Linked DNA regions of Homo sapiens: region 1 is linked to region 2. The links are chromatin loops, found by intact Hi-C in ENCODE. Cell type or tissue: K562. All regions are shown on one strand. Each heading gives the region's core, and the rest is flanking DNA. Links, peaks and the distances in the headings are about the cores only.

Region 1 (8,340 bases), core at 237-8,236, 130 kb before region 2:
AATTTAAGTAAAGAAATGGAATCTGTAATGAAAGATATAAAAAATACCACTCAGAAGAAATATAGAGACTATAGCAAGACCCCGGGCTCACCAGACAATGATTTTCTCTTTATGTACTCTGTTGCTAGGTAGGTATATATAGTGTATACTTTTTAGTTTACTTACTATTAATAGTTGATTTTATTATTTAATAAATATTTGTTTTATTTATTTAAAGGATGCATATTTTTAATATCAGTTGAAATTATGGCTAGTTTTAGTGCCTGCTAGGATAACTATAACTGTGCAGCTTTATTTCCTGAAGAGGTTTTATTTTAATGAAATATTTGCATAAATGTTACTAAACATTATAGTACATGGGGGAAAGTATGTTACTAACATTTTGGGGCAGATATGTACCTCGAACATGTGAGTATTATCTATGAGACCTGTCAAAAAGTGATAATACTGAGAACTAAAACGTTGTAATATGTTAAACACTTTGATTTATGGAAAAATAAGAACAGTAAGAAATAGAAGAACTTTGTTTTAAATAGAAACCGAAAAGATCTAGTGATAACCTAAAAGACAGGAGTTTAGAAGAATCAGATAAGGGAGAGGAAGCAAGGGATCAGGCATGTTCTAAACCTCAATTTGTAGTGAGTAAGGGGCTCAAGAAAGCTGTTAGAAGTGAATGTTTCTCATCTTTCAGATTAGGAAGGATTAGTCTAATTGTATGCAATACAGAAGCAGTAGTTCTAAATAGGAATTTTGGAAAACTTGAGTGAAAATGCAGAACCATAAAAGCAGTAAATAGAGGAAAAACAGACACAACTAAGAACTTGTAAATGCATTCTGCCAAAACTGACTCTGTACATCCTTGAATATCTTTGGAAGCATACTTTATATTTTATCTAAGTAGTATTGTAATAGGTAAGATTTAGAGAGGTAATGTGACTTGAGGTCAATACAGCAAGTCTGTGGCAGAGTAGGATCTCTTGAGTCAAGGTTTACTGTTTTTTTCAATTGCTATCTTCCTTTTTCCTCTCCTATGTTTAGCTTTTATAGGTTCTATTATGTATATAGTTGATCATGGCTATTCTCTCTGGTCCACTCCTGGAACAGAGGGTAACAAAAGAGTAAATGAACTATACATAGCCTTTGGAACCCAGGAGAAATGGAACCAGATTTAGAATAATTGCAGCAAGCAAATTAGAGCTCAAGATAAGGAACATTAGTTGGTCTGAGAATGCAAATACTGGACATGGGTTGATGTAAAAGGATTTAATGGATTGGAAAGTAACTTTGTAGTCTATATATTCCTAGCCTCTTGTTTATCTAGAATGTTTTTGGGGAAGACATAACATTTAGTATTTTGTTTCTGGAGAGTTACTAGTTACTACATTCTTGCAATAAAAGACACTATGTGAAAACAAAACAATATAATTTAACTTTGCCAGGGTGCCAAGGTTTTACAGAACTTCCATATGATATTGTGATTATAACATTGTAGACGATTGGGTTGAATATGGATCAACTCAGTTCTGTTATACATATTTATACACAATCACAGACCTACACACATTTATGTTGCTCATTTATTTATGCCTTTAATTTTATTAGAGTTGACCTTTTAAGAAAATCTTTATTGAATGGGAATAATCTGTCATTGGAATTTTCCTGTAGTATGATAAATCAAACAATTTGATTTAAATATAATTTAGTGGAAGTTTTAGATCCTTATTTCTTGGTTTAAGTTTGTAAGTAACTTACAGAAAAAAGCTTGCAGTGATAGTGGGAGACCTTCTGGATCAAGACATTTTGGTTTCTCTATTTTTTAGAGAAGCAGGGACAGATGTCGAATGCTTTACTAAGGTGTAAACGGAGAAACAGAGAAAATATACTTCCCCCATCCTTTTCTGAAACTTAATAAATTCTAAAGCAGCAAAACAATAATTCTGAAAATGAGTGTATATAACACTTTAAAACTTTATTATCTTTTGCTTGGAATTCCCCAAAATATTGCAAAGCTCTTCCAGTGAGGCGGCATTCCTTCTCTAAGTTTTACTTAGTCATTACAAAGAAAACAAAGGCTGGGCATGGTGGCTCACACCATAATCTCAGAACTTGAGAGACCAAGGCAGGAGGATTGCTTGAGACCAGGAGTTTGAGACCCGCCTGGACAACATAGTAAAACCCTATCTCTATGAAAAATAAAAAAAAATTAGCTAGGTTTGGTGGCACACATCTGTAGTCCCAGCTACTTGGGAGGCTGAGATGGGAGGATCCCTTGAGCTACAAGAAATGAGAGGTCAAGGCTATAGTGAGCTGTGATTGAGCGACTGCACTTCAGCTTGGGCAACAGAGCAAAACCCTGTCTAAAGAAATAAAAAATAAGATAAACAAATTGACTCAGAAATTAACAACATATATTGAAGGAAAAAAGTATGTTGTATTTAAATACATTGTAATTTTCTCAAAACAGGAAACCAGGCCTTTTATGCATAACATATAACTTATTTATGCATAACATATAACATTCCTAAAAGGTGAACATTAAAATATTTAGCAATATTTAAATATTTAAGTAGAATATTTAGCAATAAACTTACTTTGAATTAAGTTTTGAATTAAATGTAGTGATTTTTAAATGTATAATTCATTAGAACTTGCACATTTATTTGTATTTAGTATTAGTAACGTGAGTGGAATACAACCCTCATTTCTTAGAGCTGGATTTCTCCCTGCTGAATAAGTAATTTTGTTTGCTCTTCAGAGGGTTTGAATTTTGGATATTTAGAAACAAAGTATTTCTGGTGAGTTTTACAGCTTTTCTTTTTTTTTTTTTTTTTGTAAGACAGTACATGTCTTTTGGTTTTAAATTTTATTTGCATGGTGAAGCCTTGGAGAATTTTCTGAGGGTATCAGAGAAGAAACTGTTGGAAAATCCATTCAAATTTAAAATGATCTAAAAATTAATCAAAATCATTACATTCAAGTTTCAATATATTTCCAAAATTTTCATTTTATTACACATGTCAGTCATCTATACAGATAATGGAAACCAAATTGGGGGGAAGAAGGTTTTCTTTTTTCAATACCAATCATTATTTTGTTCTTGAAACAATGAATGACATGAATTTCAGTAACTGATTTTTCCAAGGATTTTTGGACTCAAGTTTCATATAGTCTAGAGATACTGGTGAGTAGCAGGTGGTTTGTATAGAGAAAAATGGAAAGAAAATGAAACATAAGTAACTGCAATGTAGGTGGAGAGACATCTTTAAATGGTGGGTACTCAATAGAGTGAATGTACCTTCATAGGTTACTTTGTAAACTAATCATGTTCAAAATAAAAGGGACGCTTGCTAAATACCAAATTATGAATCTTTTTAAAAAAACAAAAAATTCTTTCCTAAAACAATCCTTTTTTGGGGCTTGGTGGGGTCAATACTGGGTTTAAGGGAATGGAAGAGTTAGGAAAAGAAAGAAAATAAACTGCAAGGGCTAAAGAGAATCTTATAATTGGTTACATATCAAAAGAAAGATGTTGTCAGTTCCCATTTTTTTTCTTTTTAAGCATCTTATCAGGTACCCTGGGGATTTAGAAGCTATATTTGAAATAGTCCCTGTTCTCCATGAATTTACAGTTTAGTTGGAGAGATGGAACTAATATAACATCAATCTATATAACAGAATATAATTTGTTTTTAAAAATATCATATAGAGAAAGCACTGTAGAACTTCTAAAGGGAAGATGAGCAAATTGAAATATAAAATATGTGTAAGTCCTTCTTTCTGTCCCAGGAAAGCTTCCTGGAGAAGTTAAAAGTTGAATTGCCTCTTGTATAATATAGGCTGTGGTATGGATGAAGATACTGGTTTTTTTTTTTTTTTCCCCCTGAGAAATTGAGTAACTTGCTCAACTACTGAGTGGTAGACTCAGGCCTTGAACCTAGATCTCTTTCCAGAAGCTTTGCCCTTTTCACCAAACCAACGTGTGTTTGAGAATGTGGGGTGTGTAGTGTGTGTACACACGTTTGCTTTTCAAATTATAGTCTAAAATAGAAGTTAGTGTTGAATGGGGGGATTGAGAGGACAGCATACTTTGGTCATGCAAAAAGAAGCTGGAGCATAGTTAGAGGGGTTTTTAATGTGCACATCTAGGTGGCCACTAGGGTAGGCTTTAAACAGTCTTTCTCATCATTCTTTCAAATGTAGAGATTTTCGCCTCTTTTTTTTCTTCCAAACTAATTTGAATGTATTTGTGTTAGAAAATATAGAAAAGAGTCTGCTTTTCTTTGACAGCAAAAAGCTCGGAAAACTTCCACTCCCAGCATATCTTTATTTTTGCATCATTCATTGAGGAGGAAAGAAACATAATATTGCTGTGTGATTTTCAGCAGTCGGACATGGGACATATGACCCATTTGTGTGTTCTTTAGCATGTCTCAAAGGACCAATTTTGACATATATGAAACAAAGAAAAGTTGGTATTTAGAGCCATATTGATTTTTAAAATCCTAGATATTGCTGGATACAGTGGTGTGCGCCTATTCCTGGATACTTGGGAGGCTGAGGCAGGAGGATTGCTTGAGCACAGGAGTTCAAGTGCAACCTGGGCAACACAGCAAGACTTCATCTCTCAAAAAAAATTTTTAAGAAATGTAAAATCCTAGATATTATTACACATTAATCCTTTGGATAGGTAGTTTTTGATTTTTAATTCAGAAAGAATATTGCATAGGAGATCTTCCAGTCATAATCTGGAATAATTAATTAGATTTTACTAGTTTTTTTCGAGAATTCTTTACAATGAAATTCTTAGTAATATGTTTGTCATCCGTTATATTTGGGGATTGAGAAAACAGAATTGTTCTTATATTTATATTTTAATAAATATTTTTGCAAATATGGTGAAATGTTGACATTCTGGTTTTGACATTCATTTGTAAGTATTGTTTGTGTTTCTGGTTAGCTCTCTTAAAAGTACTATCTAGGAAATCTTAGTTTTTATAAGAGAATATAGCCATTAATTTTTTTCTACAGATTAGGCAACAGAAGATTTGTGAAAACAAAATGTATTGATCTCATTTATATTCCCTTGATGAAGGAACACATGCTGGTCTCCGCTCGCTTTCTGTCCACTAGTATGAAATCCTTGTCCCTGCTTCCTTGCTGGTAGGTTTTTAGAAGTTCAGTGAGCAATGCAAATCGCCTGAAGGGTGGAAAATTCCCTTGTCACACAGATGCCCTTATCAGCAGCAACCAGATGGAGCTCTGAGCTGGAACGTTATCGGTGTTAAATTGCTTTTTCTCCCACCCTGAGTAGAGAGGATTAAAGCATTCCTTTAGAAATGGGTGGCAAATGTACAGACTTAGGAATATTAATATTCTTTAACAATTTGCATTTATAAGTAAATACATGGAAATATAATCTCCAAAAAAGTCCATGTTCAAAATTCAGCCAAATCAGTGCAAAATGTTTTGTTTTAAATAAAATAGGATAATAGTCTTTCATGAATTCACTTGCAAAGAGTAAGCTTGAAACTGTTTTTTTTTCTTTTTTTTTTTTTTAAGTGGGAGACAGTATCTCACTATTAGGGTCAAATGCATATTAGGGTCAGTTTTGGTTGTAGAAAATAAAGGTATGTCTAAGTGTATTCATACTGTTGAAGAAAAATACAATTTAAATTATTTCTCAGAGTTGTCATTTATTTTGGCATAATTAATTGGTTCTTTTACTGTTACTGTTTTTGGGTAAATCCTTAGATTCTGCATTAGTTTGATTTTTGAAATGTTGATTTATTAAATATTGCTATTTTGTAAGCTAATAATTGCTAAATACCTTGCAATTTCAGGTCTGTATGAACAGTATTGATGGTTAGCCATATCAGTAGTTACACAGTGTATTTTAATGAAACTAGTTTTAGAAGTCCGTAAGAGAGACTGCTGTTAAATTATATGTGTTGTTCATAGCCATTTCTATATTAGTGATTTTGTTTCTTAATATTGATTTCCAGATACCATCTAACCTCCAATGAATGATAACCATTTCTCTGATAGAAAAATTGGTATGCCTTTGTGTTTTATATGGCAATAACCACCTACACAGTGGCTGACGTTGGAGTAAAAATTCTTTCTTCATATTCATATGCAGGTTTATGAAATATGTTGCAGTTTTTTTTTTTTTCTTAAGGCCTAGTTTTTAGTATGTGCCAAGAGTTGGGACTTTGCAACAATTACACCATGATGTGTGCAATTTTTTGCAGGTGTAAATATGAACATATAAGTAAGGATGGATAAATTGTTCCCTTTGTATTTCTAAATATCAGATAAATATGATTATTACTGATACAACATAAAAACTGCTTTTGCAAAAAATAAAGTTGAAGAACTTTATTTTTTAGGTTGATTCAGACATGTCAATAAAGCAGATTAATAAAGAATCTTCAGTTTAATGACTGAGATATAATGTTTTACTTACAGAACCAATTTAGAACTTGAATTGATTCATCGAGGAGGCAATTTGTGTTCAGGTGGTGCAAGCACAGCTGGCAAAAGGTCTTGTTTAAGTAAGTACTAAATACTGCTAAATTTAAAAAAAATTCTGTCATTTTTGGAAGCATTGACAGGAAAAGTGACATTTTGGTATATTTCAAATTTTGTCTGTTATATATGATCTATTTAGATAGTGATATATACTTTAAATGGCTAATCTTGTACTTGGAAGAATCATATGGATATTTAGCTCTTTCTAGATTATGATTACCTAGCACATAAATGTGATGCTAAGTGACGAGGTTTCAAAATTAAAGCACTGTATGATTCTCAGCTATAAAAAATTGTTCTTAAACTTTAATTCTCTTAAAGAATTTTTACATTGAATTAAGAAAATATTTTTATAAAGACAATATATGTTACCCACAGATTTCTATTATATTATTGCTATTAAGATATTTGTGCTATATTTTGATGTGTATATTAAAATGTATTGAAATTGCACGTTTGCTTTTATTTATATATATACTTTATGTTATAAAATGAGAATAATTCTTCAATCTTGTGTGTAAGGATATATTTGAGAGAAGTGTAATTTGTAATTTAAAGTAGATTTTTCATGAGCATGGCTTTGATGCTATCATTTTTTAGTCATTGTTTAGAGAATTAATGTGCATAGTAGGAATAATATTATTGAATATCAGCATATAGCTGATTATTTGCCCCAGATCACTGAAGTTGAAATATTACCTAATGTGATTGGTGTAGGAAATAAAACTTGTTTAAAACACATAATATATTCTTTTGAAAAATGAATATATATTCTCAAATACTAAAAAATAGTAAGTATTAAAAATTATCAATACATGTTGGTTTTTTAACAAAATATATGTTATTTCAAAAAATATGTAATTTTGAATTGATTCCAAAGCAAAGGGATGATCAAAAGCACTTTAAAATTTCTAACATAAAAGCAAACTTATGTGAAATTTTAACTTGGTTATCTTTAAAGTCTTATAAATTGCAGTAGAATTTGATATTTTCTTTTGGATTGTCACTTTATTCCTAGAACTTAAAATTTTGGAGGTTATTATTTTTATTTTTTAACCGAGTATTAGTAAAAATTGACCCCTTTATGCATTCATCTAAACCCTATTTCTATTCAGTGCTTTACTAGTATGTTTCAAAGGAAGTTGTTGATACATGGGAGTTTTAGTTTCTAATCTGTTTGAATTAATAGATATAATAATCATTTTAGTTATATAAATTATTCCTTCTTGTTAATTTGTTATTAATTGATGTTTGGCATTGGCTGATAATATTCCAGAAACTGTTGTGTTACAAAGTGTTTACTTTAGCGAAGGGTTTTCTGTTTTTAAAAATCTACTTATTTTTTTCTCTGAGGCACTTAAACTTATCTAGAGGCTTGTAAATAATGAATTTATCCAGATTCCTGAAAATAGTAATAAAATTCTAGTGGTAATCACTTTAATTACCAGAGTCAATTTTGTAATTTAAATTGTTAAATTTATACTTTCAGACTTTTGCTTCATTATTTTTCCCTTTACTAAATCAGAAATTATACTGTGCCAATATAGAAAAAGTCATGATAAAGTTTATCCTAAATGTAAGTTAATATTTCTTAGTTTTTGTATAATTTATTATTGTTCAGTTACTTATTTATCCTAATATTAATAAAAGCAGCCTGTAAGTCATATATATATATAGAATATGTTGTATATATGCAAAATCCCACTATCTTACAAGTGTATGAACTTAGTATTTGTTATTTATTCAAATAAAATTCAAACTTAAGTTGTACACCAGGACTTAAATTGATGATGATTCATGGGATCTCAC
Region 2 (8,340 bases), core at 79-8,078:
CTCACACCTGTAATCCCAGCTCTTTGGGAGGCTGAGGTGGGCGGATTTCCTGAGCTCAGGAGTTCGAGACCAGCCTGGGCAACATGGTGAAACCCCCATCTCTACTAAAATACAAAAAACTAGCTGGGCCTGGCAGCCTGTGCCTGTAGTCCCAGCTACTCAGGAGGCTGAGGCAGGAGAATTGCTTGCACCCAGGAGGCAGAGGTTGCAGAGAGCCGAGATCCTGCTACTGCACTCCAGCCTGGGTGACAGAGTGAGACTGTTTCAAAAAAAAAAAAAAGGCTGACAGATGCTGCAAAAGTAAAACTATCCAGAAAAATAACATATCTTATTAGCCTTCTGACACATCTGTAAAGTACTTCCCTAAAATCTTTACTGAATACTCTTTCTTTATGAAAGTTTTGTAACATTATTTTCAACCAAGAGAATAGAAATAATTCAGCTTTTCTTTTATCACTGTTGATCAAAGTTGGGTTTTATTTATATCTGAGGAAAATTTTAAACTAACTCCATTGGTGGCAATCACGCATTCTACTTTGGTATCCTCAGATGTCATCAGGATAAGGTGAGTCAAATACACTAAATTAGGATTTGCTGTGATGTAAAAGCATATGTTTTCATCTACAGCAGCACTTGCTGTTTTTAATGCTGCTGTAGTATTGTGCCTTACCAACACAGGAATGCTAGTATATTCTACTTTGTGTGATTCCAATTGTATATGCTGCATTTTAAAGTACAATTTTTGAGGGCCTATAGGTGCCAGGTACTATTCTAAGTGCTTCAGGTATAGCAGTGAATGAGACTGGCAAAAAATCCTTGTCCTTATTGAGCATAGATTTTACTGACAGGAGAAAGAAAATTAATAAAAATCATGTATAGTATGTTATATTGTTGAATGCTATGGTGAGAAAAAAAGTAGGAAATGAGGATGGAAGTTGTATACAACATGGTCTGGGGCAGCCTCACTGAGTGGATAACTTTTGAGAAAAGATCTGAAGAATCCAAGGCAGTGGGCCACAGGAGTAACTAGTGGGACAGTGTTTCAGGTAGAGAGACAGTGTGTGCAAAGGCCGAGGCTGGCCTGTGTGTGGAGTGTTGAGGACCAGAGTAGTTTCAGGGGTGTGAGAAACATGAGAGCAGAAGGAGGGGCAATCAGAAAGGGGAAGTGACAGATTCGGGAGCAGTGTAGTTTGGACTCAGGATGAGCTGGGACTCTTTGGAAGATTTTGAGCGGAGGGGTGATGTGATGTGATTTGTGTTTTAACAGCATCACTGCAGGGGGTTGAAGACCAAGCCCTAAAAGATATGTCCAAATCTAGATATGTCCATGTCTAAGACTAGATATATCCTAGTACCTGTGAATGTGACCTTATTTGGAAATACGGTCTTTGCAGATGTAACTAAGTTAGGGATCTCAAGATGAGATCATACTAGGTTCAGGGTAAGCCCTAAACCCAGTGACTGGTGGGAGATAAGGAGTGAACACAGCTGCAGAGAAGAAGGTAATGGGAAAACACAGGCTGACGCCTGAGCGATGCGTCTAAGAACCAAAGACTCCAAGGCTCACCAGCACCCACCAGCAGCTAGGAGAGAGGTGTGGAACATCTAAGATCTTCCCCCTACAGCCTCTAGAGGAAACCAACCCTACCAAAACCTTAATCACAGACTTCCGGCCTCCAGAACTGTAAAAGAATAAATTTCCGTTGTTTTAATCCCTCAAGTTTGTGGTAATTTGTTCCAGCAGTCCTCATTAATGAACGCAATCTTGTTGGCTTCTGGATGGAGAACTGACTCTCAGGGAAGCCAAGGACACCCCTGAGGAGGCCACTGCAGTGATCCAAGTGAGGCCTGCTGTTTAGATCACAGTGGTGGCAGCAGAGTGGGGAGAATAAGTAGAATCCTGAAAATATGTTGCAGATAGAACTCAGAGGATTTGTTGGCAGGTTGGAGGTGGGGCATGAGAGAAAAAGTTTTTAGAAAGGTGTGTGGAGCCTCAGTAGCCAAAGACGTGGGCAGTGCTGGTTCTTAAGTTTATGCTTCTCACCCAGTGTTTCTGCAAACCAGTCTTCATTTTTCCCAGCCCCTGCTCCATGTTCAGCAGAGCTAGAGGGAGATACAAGCCTGGGGAGAGAGAAGAGACGTGTTCCGCTGTGTTGACTTCCTGTCCCTGTCAGCAACACTACCACAGGAGCTATTTCCAAATTCTAGCTTTTCCTCACACTCCCGGAGCGGCCTCACTGGGCCCCTCTGAGGTAGCAGCACCCACTGGCCCTCGTGCCCTCCTCAGTGGTCTAACTCTGTGGGTCCCTCCTTGAGACTGCAGGCTTTTGATGAGCCCAGCTCTTCTCTCTGTTCCCCCAGCCCTCCAGGCGGAGGCTGCTTCCTACAGTTACAACCTCTGTGCTGCCTCGGGGCCCCCTTTTGCCTTTCAGACTTCTAATACCTGGTTAACAATTATTTATATTAAACTCTGTGAGAATAATGGTGTGATTTCTAGTTCTCAAACAGACTCTGACTAATGCAGAAAGCATCAATGATCCCAAGAAAATCCTGAGCCACAGGAAGCACAGAGTTGCCATAGACAAGGCTGTGAACAGCAGGTTTGGGGCCTGGTTTGGGACCCGTTACATTTAGATGCCTGCTGGACATCATGAGGTGTCTGAGGGAGATCATGAGTGGGCTGTCGGGTATGTGAGTTTTGACTCCACGGGAGAGGCCTGGGTTGGAGATGGCCATGCGGAGGCCACAAACATGGGCATTCAGCACTACAGGCCTCCAAGGCAGCCTGGAGACATTCTGGGTCTTACATTTCTTCTCAGTTCTAGTATCTTAGCACAGATGGCATAGAGAGAGGCTTCGCAAATATTTGTGGAGAAAAGGATACATGGATAAGAGTCAGTGAATGGTATTAGTTGAGTTATCGTGCTTACAACAGTAAACAATTTCGAAAAGAAGAAGAAAGTTTCCTAGGAATAGAACCCAGAGGAAAGGGAGGAACACGGACACCTCAGAATCGACTTGCATGCATGGCAAGCCGGGTGCACGCACCAGGGTGGCTAGTCTCCAAAGCGGGCATTTTCCCCAACAGCAAGTGTCCCCTTGGGATTTTTTGGAACCCACGGCCCGGTTTTTCTCAGTCCAAAACTAACATTTGGAAAGAGAGGCTCAGTTCCCAGCACATGAACGTGAACCTCCCCTTTCTGAGCTTCCTTAGGGGTAAAATGTGGCCTTTCCTGTTGAGTGTTTCTTTTATTCACCCCAGGCCTCACACTTACCTTCCGTTCCGCTTCAAGTTCTGGGGCATTATTAATTATTCATCTCTCCCAGTCCTTTTTCCTGGGAGCAGGATTTCCCCTGGTTTAGTCTCATCTTCGGTCAGGTGGAACAATGGCAGGTAAGGCCCTTCCTCCTCTGCCAGGAGCACAGGGAGTGAAAAATAATGCCTGGACCCTGGTACCTCAGGCGGCCCCAGCAGGCTGGCGGCAGGGCCTCGGGTGTCAGGTGGCTGTCATGATTCTGTTTTTTTGCTTGTCGTTGCAGCAGCATTGGATGTGAGCAGCGAACGTGCCGAAGAGGACAAAACAAGGTAAGAGGAAGAATTTCCAAAGCCACTCATTCCCCCTTGGAGAACTAGACCTGGCTGTTCTTTCTGTCCTGCATTAATTGGTATCATCCTGAAGAAGAAGCTTCCTTTTTAAGAACATTACAGCTGCGAGTCATGTGACCGTGATTATGTCAGCTGCGGCATCAGAAGAGTTAAAATTAGTAAGGTTTCAGTAAATTTGACTTAAACTATGATTGAAAACTGCTGCGTACCCCTCCGCCTGCACGTTCCGGTAAACTGCCTGCTGTGCCCCTGTGATGGGCCTCACCTGCTTTCCCCGTGGGGATTAATGCAGCTCAAGGAGTGGGGCTGGTTCCCTTCCCCTTAGCTGTGTGACACCTTCCTCTCCCAGAGTAGCCCAGACCATGAGGGAGCCGCAATGCAGATGGAGCCACGGACAGATCGTTGCTGAGCGGGTCACTTTGGAAGCAGGTGGGCTGCAGAATTGCTCAGACCCACACCCCTAAGGGCTCTTGCTCAGGGCTTCGGTGAACTTACCTACCTGGTTTTTTCCCCTATAGTCCAAAACTTTTACCATGCAATCAGTCCTGTGACATTTTTGGAGGGAAAGCTTCAGAGTTCCAAGCACTAGGTAGGTAGGTGGGTGGTCTGATTCCCATTTCTGCCCACCACAGGCTGGGCAGGCCTGCCTCCTTCCCGGTCTCCAAGGCCGCCCCTCTGCGGGGCAGAGGGAAGCTGTTGGAAGGCCATGCCAGTGTTATCAGATAATAAGATGACAAGGTTTAGGATAGTGGAGAGAGGACAGATGCATGTAGCTTTCCTTACCCTCATTGTAACCACTGCTCTAAAACTGATTTATGCCGTTCTGCCGGCCCTGAAGCTGGCCAGGGAGTGCCTTTGCTGGCAGTCTGTCTTCAGATGGGAGGAGATAAGGGAGATCCGGAGAATGGATCATCAGGAAGCATTTAGAGAAAATTGCTTGCCCTCCCAGTGCCTTACACAGTCCACTGACAGACACTGTTGGTCGTGGCTGAGAGTTATTTCATGATTTTTAAAACAACTACAGAATGTAGTGTGTTCCCAGAGGCAATCACGAGCTCATTGTGTTCATCCTTGCTAATGCCTAGCAGAAAGGCTAGCTGTTGGAAGACTCTCACAAGGAGGCAAAAATGAGGTTGAGATGAGCACATTTTCTTCGGTGGCAATGGGCTTTGTGAGAGGTGGGAGTGGTGCTGGCTCCCATTGCTGCTGGGCATCCCCTGGAGTGGTCACTGCTGTTTGCCAGGAGTGGCTGTTCCCAAGCAGAAGACAATGAACCTAATGCTTTTGCTGTCCTCTTCCCCACTTGCCCAGATGATCTCCAGACAGATCTCTTGAGGGTTTCACTGGCTGCTTTGGGAGTAAATACTTGGTGTGGTCAAGTCCTCGGATGGAAACATGAAGAATGCTTTCCGGGTGGTTATCAGCGCAGGCAGGGGACTCCTTGATAAGGATTGCCTAAGACTTTGCTCTCTTATTCTAACCAGAATGAGAACATAGCTATTGTCTACTTAACATCAAAACCCCCACATATGAAGTCCAAAACAAATTCACTTACAGTTTTGCCTGGACAAGGCCATGCATTTAGGTATCTTGGCTCTGACACATGGCTTGGTTGTATTTTTTAATCAAAAATACACTTGGGCTAGTAGATTTGAGTATCCTCAATCTGCTTCTCTATGGTGGTGACCTTGGGCTCAGCCAGAATCTTTTGCCAGGTTGTGAACAGGCTTTTTTTTTTTTTTTTTTTGCCAAAACAGAAGATGACTTGACAAGGTAATCAGATATTGAGGTATAAGCATAAAGTAACGCTAAATAAATAATTATTTAAAAATTTGGAAAAGAATGTTTTTAAACCACTAGTCAGGAAACAGCAGTGCATTTTTTATGAATTGGCCTCCTGTAATTTTCAGTGGCCTTGGGCTTGTGGGCAGGAGGTAACTGCAGGGTTGGATTAGCTTATTGATGCAGTGTGCTTGGAAAGGACAGTAGGATAAAAGGTTTTTTAATTGGCGGGCCCGTGACCCTGCGACTGGCTGATCATCCTGGCGAGGAAGGAGACCTAAATTGATTTAAGGACCCTGCCAGCTTGCCATTGCCCTTCCTCCTTGTCTCTCTCCCCGCTCTGCCTCTGTCTCTTTGCTTTAGTCACTCCTCTTTTTCTGTTTCTCTCCCTCTCTTTGTTCTCTCTTACACTTGTCTCCACCTATAAACTTTACAAAATAGTAGATATAATTGGGTATATACATACCTTTAAAACATTCTGGAAAGAGTCTCCCCCACAACCCACCAACATTTTAACAAATATCTCTGAATGACAGGATTACACATGACTTTACTCATTTCCTTCATATATGTCAGTACTTTTTAGTTTTTTCAGTGACTATATCTTTCATACTCAGACATTTTTAATAAAAATGAGAAGTAGGATGCTGAGTTATCTACACAGGATGAAGGTAGTAGTCAAATGTGAAAACAGTTTGTGCAAGAGTCTCCTCCCTTGACTAACATCAGCTGGGGACAGTGTGGGGACAGTGTCTTCTTCAGTGATGTCCTCAGGCCTGGGAGAACCACTTCACAGAGTGGACTTTGATACGTGTTTGTGGCATTAATAATTAGGGAAAGATATATGATGAAAAGAAAAAAGCAATTTTGGAGGAGACAGCTGTTTGGTTTTCAAATGATTGCTATTGAAGATTCGCTCTACTTGAATAAAGTGAAAAGGATAGTGGTGTAGAACTAAAAGGCTTGACTGGACACAGGCAGGATTTAATAAAACTCTCATTTTTAACCCCAGTAATCTTTTACCAGAAAGAATATTACAGGGGTCGGGAAGTGGCTGTCTCCATGAAAAACAAATCTGGCAGATGTTTTTTAACCAAGAAAGTCAGTCCTCTGTGGGAATCCTAAATACTGGTCTTTGGTCACTTGCTAGAAATACACATAAAAGCAAGTGTGGGATGTGGGGCAGCTCCATTTTCTCTGTGTTTAACAAGCCTGTTTCTTTCAAGGAGAAATATTAATGGATTTCTCTGGTGCCCAAACCTACTTGTGGAAGGAGGAGCCTGACCTTACTGTCTCCCCATTCTACATAATCTGGGTGTTCAGCCAACTGGCACAGATGGGCCAGACGCCAGGCTCAGCAACGTGCCCTGTACGCAGCTTTCTACCTCCTTGAAAGCAATCACCTATAAATGTCTGGTGCGAAGACTACAAAAGTTGAACTAGTTAGTAAAATGCTAAGCTGCTTCCAACAAGACATTCATCTCAGCTATTGCTTTGATGGGTGAATTTAAAACTCTGCTAAAGGAATCTTTCCAGGAATTCCATCTCTAAAGCAGCACACTCCGGGACCTTAGTGGTGGAGAATCCACACCCATATTTTTCCCCCAAAAATCACTTGTCTAGTTGCCATGTCTCCTCAGGACTATATTGTATCACTCTGATGTTTCTAGAATATTTTGTGCTGAGTGACTTGCTTAGAAAAAAAAAAAAAAAGCAAAGCAATGGTAATAGCTAACAGAATTTGGATTGGTGATGACTAAGGACTCAAGGTGCAATTTCTGGTTGAGTAGTCACTTTATTTACTTGGCAGGATGACAGCAGTATTTTGAGAGAGTAATCTTTATTAATTTTGGTCCTAAAAAAAAGCCCTGAATTTTTTTTAGAGAGAGGCCCCCAAAGTATATTTTTTAATGTCAAAATAATATGAAAAAAAGGCTGAAATTTCAATAAGGGAATTCCTCAAGCACATTTTATGTTCAGCATCAACTGAATTGTGTTTTCTCTTCTATGTGGGCAATCCATGGACTGTTGTAAGTCTATAAGCTGTCGTGTCTAACATCTCATTAGCATTAGTGGAAGTATCATTGTGAATGGCCTTTCTCCTAAAGATAGATACGTTCCTGGTATGGATGGGTGACACTGCATGTCCCTACTACCATCCCTCTGTGCTTACTGTCTCCTTCGCTTCAGCCTCTTGAGTTCATTTGAAAAACTAGAGCCCCAGAATAGCAACAGATGACTCCAGGAATGCCCTGACTTTTGAAAACGTTTGTGGACACTCTGAGCCAGCCGTGAGCTGTGAAAAGACATCTACTCATCTTCCCTGCCTCCTACACGCCCTCTGGCTTTCCTCATTCAAATATAAATTTGCTTAAATGATTAAAGAGAAGTTAACTAAGTAAAAACAGTACCGCTTCCTGTGCAGAAATTACATGCTTGTTTTGATGAGGGCCATTTATTTATTAGATGGTTTGCTGCATGTTATGTTGTCTTTGCAGTCTGCTGAGCTACCTTGATTGGATGCCAGGAGGAAATTATTCCTTAATGTAATTTTATGCTTAATTTATAGATGTAATGCCTATGTTTTTTTATCATTTCTGCTAGCTTTTAAAGCTCTATTAATACTTTAATTATGAGTTTGCTTTGTTTTCATAGCCTAAGGCTATTTGATGGGTAGGCAGATTTTAATAAATTAAATAAGTAGATATGGTTCACTTACAGAGGAAACAAAATAATCAGAGAAAGTAAACTATTTGGAGGAATGACTGTAATCAGTTTCCTAATTTAAATAAAGATCTGCCCACAGTGCAGAGCCTTGGCAATTTGACTAGACCATCACTTTCTGAAATAATGGAGCCTCCACCGCCACCTGCTACTGCTCTTACCTCAGACACAGAAAAACTTTCAACCATTATGTGAAAAAGGAATAAGATTGAATTATATTATATTGT

The links. Peaks named below come from ENCODE experiments on the same cell type or tissue, not always from the same donor. Only the 100,000 strongest peaks of a DNase experiment are listed, where the experiment ranks them.
Region 1: it touches region 2 in a loop (4-fold over the local background); 2 of 110 quality-filtered maps call a loop at or near these places.

What each region holds. Positions count from the first base shown.
Region 1 is chr2:170,008,813-170,017,152 of GRCh38, forward strand. UBR3 (ubiquitin protein ligase E3 component n-recognin 3) reads left to right here. Exons shown (of 39, transcript NM_172070.4): 29 at 1-128; 30 at 6,469-6,554. Among named protein-coding and RNA genes, the nearest start is that of MYO3B, 170 kb to the right of the region's middle. RefSeq lists an enhancer at 4,285-5,843. In K562, for the core only: CTCF peaks have their summits at 5,209 and 6,295; a DNase peak (open chromatin) is centred at 5,229.
Region 2 is chr2:170,138,239-170,146,578 of GRCh38, forward strand. No RefSeq gene overlaps it. Among named protein-coding and RNA genes, the nearest start is that of MYO3B, 36 kb to the right of the region's middle. In K562, for the core only: no CTCF peak of the experiment used is centred there; DNase peaks (open chromatin) are centred at 1,121, 1,493 and 5,033.